2 separate regions of the Homo sapiens genome follow, and region 2 is linked to region 1. A link is a contact called in ENCODE Hi-C or POLR2A ChIA-PET data. All regions are on one chromosome and are shown on one strand. The core of a region is the stretch at or near the end of the contact, and the rest is flanking DNA. Distances in the headings are between cores, read along the strand shown. Region 1 has its middle 83 kb from the start of RTN4. Region 2 holds the start of CFAP36 (cilia and flagella associated protein 36).

Evidence for each region. Hi-C counts contacts between places; a loop is a spot of excess contacts on that map. ChIA-PET counts read pairs that join two places held with the same protein, here RNA polymerase II (POLR2A). Pooled maps may share reads with other maps.
Region 2: a map of naive thymus-derived CD4-positive, alpha-beta T cell shows a loop between it and region 1 (6-fold over the local background). The contact joins the promoter of CFAP36 here to the enhancer-like site in region 1. A Hi-C loop is called at or near these places in 1 of 168 maps with a recorded cell type or tissue (naive thymus-derived CD4-positive, alpha-beta T cell) and 9 of 50 pooled maps. POLR2A ChIA-PET finds 5 or more read pairs at or near these places in 3 of 52 experiments (CD4-positive, alpha-beta T cell, activated CD4-positive, alpha-beta T cell and activated CD4-positive, alpha-beta memory T cell).

Annotation. Positions count from the first base shown.
Region 1 is chr2:55,131,034-55,136,761 of GRCh38, reverse strand. It overlaps a transcript of RTN4 not described here. Among named protein-coding and RNA genes, the nearest start is that of RTN4, 83 kb to the right of the region's middle. RefSeq lists enhancers at 2,575-2,869, 2,699-2,888, 2,190-3,102. Within about 2 kb of position 2,846, at least 23 of the 41 ENCODE cell types and tissues checked have a DNase peak (open chromatin) inside an H3K27ac peak, as active enhancers do; they include CD4-positive, alpha-beta T cell, where a contact is called at or near this core.
Region 2 is chr2:55,518,468-55,524,195 of GRCh38, reverse strand. It overlaps CFAP36 (cilia and flagella associated protein 36), which reads right to left and starts at 4,478. Exons shown (of 10, transcript NM_080667.7): 1 at 4,280-4,478; 2 at 2,030-2,094; 3 at 374-475. The coding sequence starts at 4,394. RefSeq lists enhancers at 3,698-3,947, 5,128-5,177.

The sequences.
Region 1 (5,728 bases), core at 1,597-4,096:
AAAATTTTCTAGTAACCTCATTTTTAAACAACGTTAAAAGAAACAGGTAATCAAATGTTCATAGCTACTTTATTTGCAGTAGACCCAAACTGGAAACAAACCAATGCCCAGCAAGAGGTGAATGTATCAGCAGCAGTGAATCCATATGGGTCTGTGGCAGCTTGATTCTTGCCGCCTCAGGCGAAAGAATTCATCTGAGGGACATAAGGTGTGGTGAGAGACTCTTCAGAGCAAGAGTGAAAGTTTATTAAAAAGTTTTAGCGCAGGAACAAAAGGAAGTAAAGTACACTTGGAAGAGGGCCAAGCGGGCGACTTGAGTCCAAGTATGCTGTTTAGCCTTTGACTTGGGGTTTTATAATTGGCATGGTTCTGGGATTTGTGTCTCTGCTCCCCTGATTCTTCCCTTGGGGTGGGCTGTCTGTATGCACAGTTGCCTGCCAGCACCTGGAAGGGGCCGTGTGCACAGGTGTTTATTGAAGTTTTGCACATGCTCACTTGAGGTATTCTTCCCTTATCAGTTGAGTGTTCCTGGAGGAAGGTTATAGACCAGTGAAACTTTGCCCTGTTGCTTCTTAGTGTACATGCTTGAGCCCACTCACCCAACTTCTGAGATCTTATCAGGAAGCGGCTGATCACCAGCTTTAGGTGTTTTCTATCTATTGGGAGACTGCCTTTAAGCTCTGGCACTGGCTGTGACCAATTATTATTTTAGAGAGACAGTTTAACAACCACCTGCTGGTCACCTAACATGCCTGGAGGTGGGGGCCCTCTCCTGCCTTGCTCATATCTGCCTAGCTAACTGCTCTAACAAGTGGATAAACAAACTATGATATATAATAGAATACTACTCAGCAATAAGAAGGAATGAACTACTGATACATGCAACAACATGAATGAACCTCACAATAATTAAACTAAGTTAAAGCAGTAAAAAATATATATTACTGTATAATTTTATTCACATAAAATTCTAGCAAATGCAAACTCCATATGCAGATCAGTAATTAGGGATGGGGGATTGGCAGGAAGGACTACAGCAGGGCATGAGAAAACTTTTTGGGGTTGACGGAGATGTTCATTATCTTAATTGTGATGATGGCTTCATGGTATTGTATATACACATGTCAAAACTTACCAAGTTGTGCAGTTTATTGTGTGCCAATTATACTTCAGTAAAGTGTAAAAAAAGAAGCAGAATGATTTAAATGTTTTAACACCATATATTGAAAATGTTATCTTTTAAACGTATAATTGAGGCTGGGCATGGTGGCTCACGCCTGTAATCCCAGCACTTTGGGAGGCTGAGGTGGGCAGATCACTTGAGACCAGGAGTTTGAGACCAGCCTGGCCAACATGGTGAAATCCCATCTCTACTAAAAATACAGAAATTGGCCAGGAATGGTGGTGTGCACGTGTAATCGAGCTACTCAGGAGGCTGAGGCCTGAGAATTGCTTGAGCCTGGGAGGCGGAGGTTGCCGTGAGTCAAGATTGAGCCACTGCACTCCAGCCTGGGTGACAGAGCAAGACTCCATCTCAAAAAAAAAAAAAAAAACCAAAAAAACAAACATATAATCAATATAAAAATTACTAGTGAGATTTTAAAACTATTATTTTTGTGCCATCTTTGAAATCTTATGTGCATTAAAAACATTTTTTTAATAGAAATGGAGTCTCACTATGTTGCCCAGGTTGATCTTGAACTCTAGGCCTCAAGTGATCCTTCCCCCTTGGCCTCCCCAAATGGAATTGTAGGTGTGAGCCACCATGCCTGGTGCTATGTGCATTTTACACTTACAGCCCAGCTCACTTCCGACTCACATTTCAAGTGCTCAACAGACACATGTGACAAGTGGCTACTATGTTGGACAGCAGAGATCTAGACCCTCTAGTGAAGCCCCGATCAGAATTGTTTCCTCCTCAGGACTGGGCAAACCCTGAGTAAGTAACTCCTCGCATTTACTTCTGAAGCGGTTTTGAGTTGCCTCAAGAGCCCTTTTCGGTGGGCCCAAAAAGCTTGGGCACTCAGGGGGCTGCAGGTCAGAGGCTGGCTCTGGAGAATTAGATTATAAACCTAGAACTCTGTGTAAGCTCCCACCTCCCGCTTCACCCACCCTTTCTTCTTCCTCATTTAAACTTGAAGAATAATATTCTCTTTGCATATTTGCTTTCTGAGAACAGCTGTTTATGTCAGGAAGCAAACTGCACTTTATTGACTGCATGCAGGAAATTGGTGCTGCTCTGAGCTAAGGTGAATGCCTGCTGGGTGGGCATCAGCCTCTGAGAGATGGAGTGAGTCTGGGGGCTGTCTCTGGACTTTGGACCTGGGGGAGTCTTATTACTGAGTGGCCTTGGACCCCACACAGACCTTCTCCAAGTCTAGGATCTGCTTTCCCATTTCCTCAGCTTCTGTCAAGAGGTCAGGAGGAGTGGGGGGAAGAGGGGAATGCTGATGGTAGTGAGATAGGAGTTCACAAGATACAAATCATAAAGACCCCACAGATAAAACAGGATGCGGTAAAGAGGCAAGTGAAAATCAATCAAAACCCACGTGACCACAAAAGCAATCTCTGGTTGTCCTCTCTGCTCGTTATACACTAATTATAATAAATTAGCATACTAAAGGAAATGCCCACTAGCGACATGACAGTTTACAAAAGCCATGGCAACCGTCTGGAAGTTACCATATATGGTCTGAAAGGGAGAGGAACCCTCAGTTGTGGAAATTCCCCACCCCTTTCCCAGAAAGCTCATGAAAATCCACTCTTTGTTTAGCATGTGATTAAGAAATCACCATCAAAATAGCCAACCAGCAGCCTTTGGGGTTGCTTTGCCTGTGGACTCTCCACCCTTTCATTCCTTTACTTAATAAACTTGCTTTCACTTTGCTCTCTTGGCTCGCTCTTCCTGTTTGGAGCCAAGAACCCACATGACTTCCTGGGCTGAACCCCAATTTTGGGGTTCACCCTGTGACATCTTGACAAGCAGTGGCTTTATCAGCCGTGTGGCTGCTGGGTCTCCTTAGGGGTTATCTGGCAGGGGCTATGTTAAGGACGGTGAGAGCTATTTATGGTTCTGTCACTTAACCAGCTCAGGGTCCCTAACTAAGTTTCCCTTCTTCTCAGGGCCTCAGTTTCTCCCTCCATAGAATGGAGGAATTGGACTAGACACCTCAAGGGTACCTTACAGCCTTGTGAGGAACAGTAGTTCTAACGGAATTGAACTGAACACATACCGGTGTGGGCAGTATCCTGCATAAGGAGGAGGTTACAAGAAATACACATGACACAGTCCTCCCGTATTATTGGGAAGTAGATTTATACCTTTCTGACAATTTTTACAAGTATTTATTGCTTTTGCAAGTAAAAAAAAGGCAGGGAGAGGGAACAAATAAACTGAAAAATAAAAAGTAAACAAGCAAAAGACAACACCGCATTCTCCATGATGTGCTTATTTCACATTGCATGCCTGTATCAACACATCTTATGAACCCCATATATAAATATACTTACTATGTACCCACAAATTTTTTTATTTTTAGTTTTAGTTTTTTGAGACAGAGTCTCAGTCTGCTGCCCAGGTTGTAGTGCTGTGGCGTGATCTCAGCTCACTGGAACCTCTGCTTCCTGGGTTCAAGTGATTCTCCTGCTTCAGCCTCCCAGGTAGCTGGGATTACAGGCACCCACCAGCACACCTGGCTAATTTTTGTATTTTAGTAGAGACACGGTTTCATCATGTTGGTCAGGATGATCTTGAACTCCTGGCTTCAAGTGATCCACCTGCCTCGGCCTCCCAAAGTACAGGATTTACAGGTGTGAGCCACCACACCCGGCCATGTTTTTTAAAAATAATAATAATTAAAAAAAACAACAACAAAACTGGAGAGTGAGAACTAATTCCTAAAATGATCGGTATATTTATTTTTAATTTTCAATTTTTTTTTTTTTTTTGAGAGACGGTCTCACTCTGTGGCCCAGGCTGGAGTGCAGTGGCAAGACCTCGGTTCACTGTAGCCTCCACCTCCCATGCTCAGGTGATTCTCCCTCGTCAGCCTCTCAAGTAGCTAGAATTGCAGGCACATGCACCATCATGCCCGGCTAATTTTTGTATTTTTTGTAGAGACAGGGGTATACCATGTTGCCCAGGCTGGTCTCAAACTCCTGGGCTCAAGCAGCCTGCCTCCCTTGGCCTCCCAAAGTGCTAGGATTATAGGCATGAACCATCACTCTTGCCTTTTAATTTAAAAGGTTTTTTTTTTTTTGAGACAGAGTCTCACTCTGTTGCCCAGGCTGGAGTGCAGTGGCACCATCTTGGCTCACTGCAACCTCTGCCTCTTAAGTTCAAGCAATTCTCCTGCCTCAGACTCCAGAGTACCTGGGATTACAGATGTGTGCCATCACACCCGGCTAATTTTTGTATTTTTAGTAGAGACGGGGTTTCGCCCTGTTGGCCAGGCTGGTCTCAAACTCCTGACCTCAGGTGATTCGCCCGCCTCAGCCTCCCAAAGTGCTGGGATTGCAAGCATGAGCCACTGCGCCTGGCCGAAAAGTTTCAAACACACATAAAAGTGGAGAGCATAGTGTAATGAATCCCCATATTCCCATCACCCAGCTTCAGCAATTAACGTACTGCCATTCTTGTTTCACCGATTTCCTCCAGCTTCTACTTTGTTTTGTTGCCAGTTCTAATGTTTTTAAAGCAAATTTCTGGTGTCACATCATTCCCCCCATAAATACTTGAGCAGATATTTAACACATAAGGACTTCTGATAAAACATGGTATACCATTAGCACAACCAACACAGTTAACAGTAATTGTTAAAATATCATGTAATAAAAAAAGAAATATGTAATAATGTTTTCAGATTTTATTATTTTTTTGAAATGGAGTCTCGCTCTGTTGCCCAGGCTGGAGTGCAATGGTGCCATCTTGGCTCACTGCAACCTCCGCCTCCTGGGTTCAAGCAATTCTCCTGCCTCAGCTTCCCAAGTAGCTGGGATTACAGGTGCACACCACCACGCCCGGCTAATTTTTGTATTTTTAGTAGAGACAGGGTTTCACCTTGTTGGTCAGACTGGTCTCGAACTCCTGACTTCAGGTGATACACCCACCTCGGCTTCCCAAAGTGCTGGGATTACATGTGTGAGCCACCGTGCCCTGCCAATGTTTTCAGTTTTTCTGATATCTTTTACCACTGGTTTGTTCAAACCGGTAAAAGAATGTTTGGGGCTTTAAAAAGTATTAAAAAATACTTTAGGCTGGGTGCAGTAGCTCACGTCTGTAATCCTAGAACTTTGGGAGGCCCAGGAGGAAGGATCACTTGATTCCAGGAGTTAGGACCAGCCTGGGCAACATGGCAAAACCCCATCTCTACTAAAAATACAAAAATTAGCTGGGTATGGTGGTGCATGCCTGTAGTCCCAGCTACTCAGGAGGCTGAGACAGGAGGATCACTTGAGCCCAAGAAGTGGAGGTTGTAGTGAGCTGAGATTGCACCACTGCACTCCAGCCTGGGTGAAAGGGTGAGACCTTATGTCAAAAAAAAAACCCAAAAAACAAACAAAACTTGTTAAAAGGAGGATCACTTGAGCCCAAGAGGTGGAGGTTGTAGTGAGCTGAGATTGTACCACTGCACTCTAGCCTGGGTGAAAGAGTGAGAACTTATGTCAAAAAAAACCCCCCAAAACAAACAAAACTTGTTAAAAGTATCATCATACAATACGTAGTGAA
Region 2 (5,728 bases), core at 3,229-5,728, 390 kb before region 1:
ATACAAGTAGTTCCAAGAGAAGGAAGCAGCAGCAGGAACTACTGACTGTGGATCTGCTAAAATTATAAAAGGAGCAACTGCAGAATTATTGGAGATCTATGTAAATAAAACAGTAGTTTGTATAAACCCTGTGATCTTATTCTAGTTCTGAGTTTAGAAAGGTCACTTTGAGTTGCATCAGTTCATTAATGCCTCAAATTATCATTTTTCAGGGTTGCTCTCAAAAAGAACTCATATGTGATGAATTATCTTTCTACCTCTCACAATGTCTAAAATATTACACTTTGTCAATCAAACATTCAAATTTAAGTGAGTGTTTAACCCTGGGCATTTGTTAAAACTGTATGTTAGCAGAATAACACAAAGCAAAAACCTGTGATGTATGGGTCTTTGCAAGAGGAGAAGTGCATGCTTCTTGAAATTGATCTTCATTAATTCCAATTTCTTTGAGGTAACCTTCTAACAGCTTTTCAACCTAAAAAAACAAAGTTTAACTTTTATAATTACATAGAAAAATTCTACATGACAGTTTGCATATTAAGTATTTAGTTTAGAAAAGTATCATCGAATTTTTTGCAAATATTAATCTACATATTACATGACAGTGACATTGTCTTTCACCAAAACACAAATTAAAAGTTAATATTTTTGCTGAAAATCACATGAAATTGTATTTCTTCTAATAGAAATAGTTGAAGTCAGGATTATGAAGTTCAATGTGGTACAACTCTTCTGCTACCCAGAGGCATTTTTTTTTCTTCTTTTCTTTTCTTTCTTTTTTGAGATGGAGTCTCACTCTGTCACCCAGGCTGGAGTGCAGTGGTACGATCTCGGCTCACTGCAACCTCTGCCTCCCAGGCTCAAGCAATTCTCCTGCCTCAGCTTCCTGAGTAGCTGGGACTAGAGGCGCCTGCCACAATGCCCGACTAATTTTTTTTTTTTTTTTTGGTAGAGATGGCGTTGCACCATGTTGGTCAGGCTGGTCTCGAATTCCTGACCTCAGGTGATCCGCCTGCCCTGGCCTCCCAAAGTGCTGGGATTATAGGCATGAGCCACCACGCCTGGCCTTTTCTTTCTTTCTTTCTTTTTTTTTTTTTTGAGACAGAGTCTTACTCTGTTGTCCAGACTGGAGTACAGTGGCACAGTAATGGCTCACTGCAGCCTTGACCTTCTGGGCTCAAGAGATCATCCTCCCACTTCAGCCTCCCAAGCAACTGGGACTACAGGCACATGCCATCATGACTGATTAATTTTTGTAATTTTTATAAAGATGGAGTTTCACCATGTTGCCCAGGCTGGTCTCGAACTCCTTGGCTGAAGCAATCCACCTGCCTTGGCCTCCAAAGTGCTGGGATTATAGGTGTGAGCCACTGAGCCCCACTGCCAGAGGCATTTTTTAAAATCACAAGACAGGCTGGGCAGTGGCTCACACCTGTAAACCCAACACTTTGGGAGGCCCAGGCAGGTGGATCACTTGAGCTCTGGAGTTCCACACCAGCCTGGGAAACACAGAGAAACGCCATCTCTACAAAATACAAAAAAATTAGCAGGGCATGGTGGTGCACACCTGTAGTCCCAGCTACTCAGGTGGCTGAGATGGGAGGATCGCTTGAGCCTGGGGAGGTTGAGGCTGCAATAGGCTGTGATAGTGCCACTGCACTCCAGCCTGGGTGACAGAGCAAGACCCTGTCTCAAAAATAAAAAATAAAAAAATCACATGACAACCATGACGAAGTGAATAATTAATATGTCCCTGGATGCGTCAACAAAATAAGAATAAGATATAAAGAATACATGCAAGAACCCATAAAGAGTTGTAAAACCATTCCTTAGAGTAGAGGAGATAAGTCATCCAAATGAGATATTCAGAGCACCTGTGGAGACAGATATAACTGGCACTATTGTTAAGGTAGATTGGATTTTTGTAAAATTAAGGATTTTTAATGTAAAAATATTTTTCTTCATTTAGAAAAGCTATAAGTAGTATTAGCCTAATTACTTTTAAAAATCAGTGAAAAAAAATACTCACTAGTTCTTTGTATTCCTGATGAATCTCTGTATAGGTCAATTTGCTTTCTTCTTCATCATCAAAAACTAAATTTAAAAGAAAATATTACATAGTGTAAAAACCAAATCATTTTATTAATGCAAATTTAAAAATCCACTCCTTCCAAATAGAACTGTCAACCTAGCTCTTCAGCTTTGAATTCTTAGGGTTTATCTTTTAAAAATATATAAATGAATATATCTAAAAATATATACTATTGGCCGAGCACTGTGGCTCATGCCTGTAATCCCAGCACTTTCGGAGGCCAAGGTGGGTGGATCACCTACGATCAGGAGTTCGAGACCAGCCTGGCTGATGTGGTGAAATCCCATCTCTACTAAAAATACAAAAATCAGCCAGGCGTGGTTGTGCGCGCCTGTAGACCCAGCTACTCGGGAGGCTGAGGCAAGAGAATTGCTTGAACCCAGGAGGCGGAGGTTGCAGTGAGCCAAGATTGCACCACTGCACTCCAGCCTGGGCGGCAGAGTGAGACTCCATCTCAAAAAAAAAAAAGAAAAAAAAATATACACACACACACACACACACACACACATATATACTATTAATTGTAAACAAGCTTTTTTGCCTACTTGAGAAAATATTTAAAATGAATACTACCTCATATTTAAGACAAAAACACATTTCAATCAATATGAGGCAATAATTTCTTCATAACTTTTAATGTAATATTATTGTTAATGGTTAAATCCTTTTACAATAGGTTCCATATTATTTTATTGTACTGGAATTTTGCTGATGTAAATGTTACTGAAAGTGACCAGGCAATTTTTGTTACCACAGATAAATAATGAAGTTAAATAAAATCAAAACAAGTGTTTACTGAATGATCATATGTATAAAACAATGCAGTGAGCCAAGATCACGCCACTGCACTCCAGCCTGGGCAACAGAGCGACACTCTGTCTCCCAAAAAAAAAAAAAAAAAAGGAGTACAAATACAAGTTATTTTGTTTTTGAACATTGTTAAAAAATTACCTGTAAAAATAACACTTTAATAACTACGATTTGAATATTGATTATAGCAATGAAAATGTAATGAAAAGATTCAGTGGTCAAACTGAATTTCATCTTTACCAGATTCATGATATCTTGGAATTTAAAGAAGTCTTAAAAGGTCATCCAGGATAACCGACCATTTGATAGCTGAATAGCTGAATCCCTCTAACCCTATTAAGTCGCTATCAGATCCATTCAAACACTGCTGGAGCCGGGAAGCTCATTACCTTCTGAGGCTGGCTAACTCATCTTGGATACATTCTATCATGAAACACTTCCTTCACTGAAATTTGTTTCCCTGTAGCTTGTACCAACTGACCCTAGCTCTATTCTACTCAACCTTACAACACAAAGCAGATGTTCAAATAATTGATGAATACTACTACCCTCAAAGTCTTGCCCGATTAAACAACCACAATAACGCTTGGGCACTCATTTATATGACGTGGTTTCTGGTTCCTTTTCTGCGAATGGGCTGCAAATAGTCTCCACGAACTGAATGCAGAACTCCAAGCCTGAAGAACTGCTCAGAACCCGGAGATGCCTGTCCTTCACGGGGAATATTATGCCATATCTATACGCCTCATTTGTTCCAAGAATGGTCCTGCCCCACCTCGCCAATTTTTGGTATAGCGAAGAGTAGAGAGCTCACCAAGGGGAACACAGGCCACCAAAATCACCGGCTCTGGGCTTCCTGGAGTTATCACATGCCCTCCTTTGCAGTTAACTGTTGGTTTGGAGTGAAATCATTTCTCATTTCCTAAGCTGACTACACCGGGCGAAATGCTAGGGATCATAAGGAACTCAGGTAAACCGACGCTTCTCCTCTCAAGTCTGGCAAAGCTGTTGAAGAAGCCCAGCCAAACAGTCCACCTGCCGAGGGCAGAAACGTTCGGGACAGGGTGAGAGACCGAATTTACGATTCAAGTCTAATGTTCTTCGGACGTGCGCTTCGGCCCCAGAGAAGGGGAGTCTCGGTCCCCGTTTTCAGGTCTGCGAAGGAACACATTGGCAGGGTGAAAGGAATTCCTCCCACACAACCAGCTCTAAACCTGATGACGCGGGTGGAGAAGGTGGTGAGGGGAACGAGACCTTGCGACAGGGGTGGAGACAGGGGGTCGGGGAGACGAGAGATGGCTTGTGGTTACCAACCCCCTGCCCGCCGCTGGTGTGAGAGAGGAGAAAAGGATTGTCGGTTCGGGCTCTGGTTTTTACCTTCACATTTCTGTTCCACAAAGTCCAAGATGGGGATGGACCAGTCTGGGCCTCGCAGGAACCCCGCGATGCTCTCCACTACCCACTCCACCTCGTCTTCTTCTTCCGCAGCCATCCCGCCCCAAAGGGGCAACGGGGAAGATCCCTAGGCCAGACCGCCGGACCCCGGTTAGGCCTTTGGGCCACAAGGAGCCGAGAGGGAGTAGGGGAAGAGCTGGCCCGCAGTCGCTCAGCCCCCAGGATAGAAGCTACCAACCAGTTAATGCAAAATGGTCGCTATGGCAACACACGTAGCCGCCCTAGACCGCGGCCCGGAAGTGAAGACAACTTTCCAGGAGCCTGCGCACTTAGCGGGGAGGGCAAACGTTTGAAAAACGTTTCTGATTGGTTAAAAAAGAACAGTGGACGAGGGCTGAGAAAAGAAGTGTAGCTATTGGCTGGAAGTCATAGACAGATTGCGCTCTCTCTTCTGATAAATGCGTAGGAGCCAAGGTTTAGAAAACGCGCAGTAGACGGGCGCGGTGGCTCACGCCTGTAATTCCAGCACTTTGGGAGGCCGAGGCTTGCGGATCACCTGAGGTCAGGAGGTCGAGACCAGCTTGGCCAACATGGTGAAACCTCGTCTCTACCAAAAATACAAAAATTAGCCTGGCGTGGTGGCGCCGCCTGTAATCCCAGGTACTCGGGAGGCTGAGGCAGGAGAATCGCTTGAACCCGGGAAGCCGAGGTTGCAGTGAGCCACTGCACTGCAGCCTGGGAGACTGCGTCTCAAAAGAAAAACAGGAAGAAAGAAAAGAAAAAAGAAAAGGCTCAGTGAGGGTCTGAGGTAACCGGGTCTCCACCTGACAGGGCTTCAGCGGCTGCAGTTCATCATTGTATCCCCAGCACCTCAGTCCCAACCATTTTCAGACCATTGGCCCAGAGGCGTTTGTAATTAAAGGGTTGTCTGAAAATACAAAGCCGAGCTGTGTGAGACTCGCTGATTGTCTTACGGTCAGTTTGCATCTGTATCTTCAGGCGGGTCTTTAATCTCTTACGCTTGGATAAAGATAACTAGAATTAGGAGCTTTTCAAGGGCAAGAGCAAAGTTAATACTCACTTAAATAAATGCCTTGGTAACCAAATCTTATTATAACTCCAACTCAGCATTTAGGTGGAGTCCATTGTGGAATGGGGTCTTCAGTGGTCATTGTGAAGGTGTTTGGAGTCCCAAAATATCTTCAGACAACCATATATATATATATATTTTTTACATAAATAGGATTATATGTACAGTTATGAATTTTTTTCTTATATCTTTATCTTTTAAAAATATAAATTTGTGCTTTCTTTGCAACTGCATAGTATTCCATAAACCATCCTTTAGTCTATTTTTATTTTGTGAATGTGCACACAGTATCTTACCTGAATGCATGAAGATGATCATTATGTGCCTTTTTTTTTTTTTTT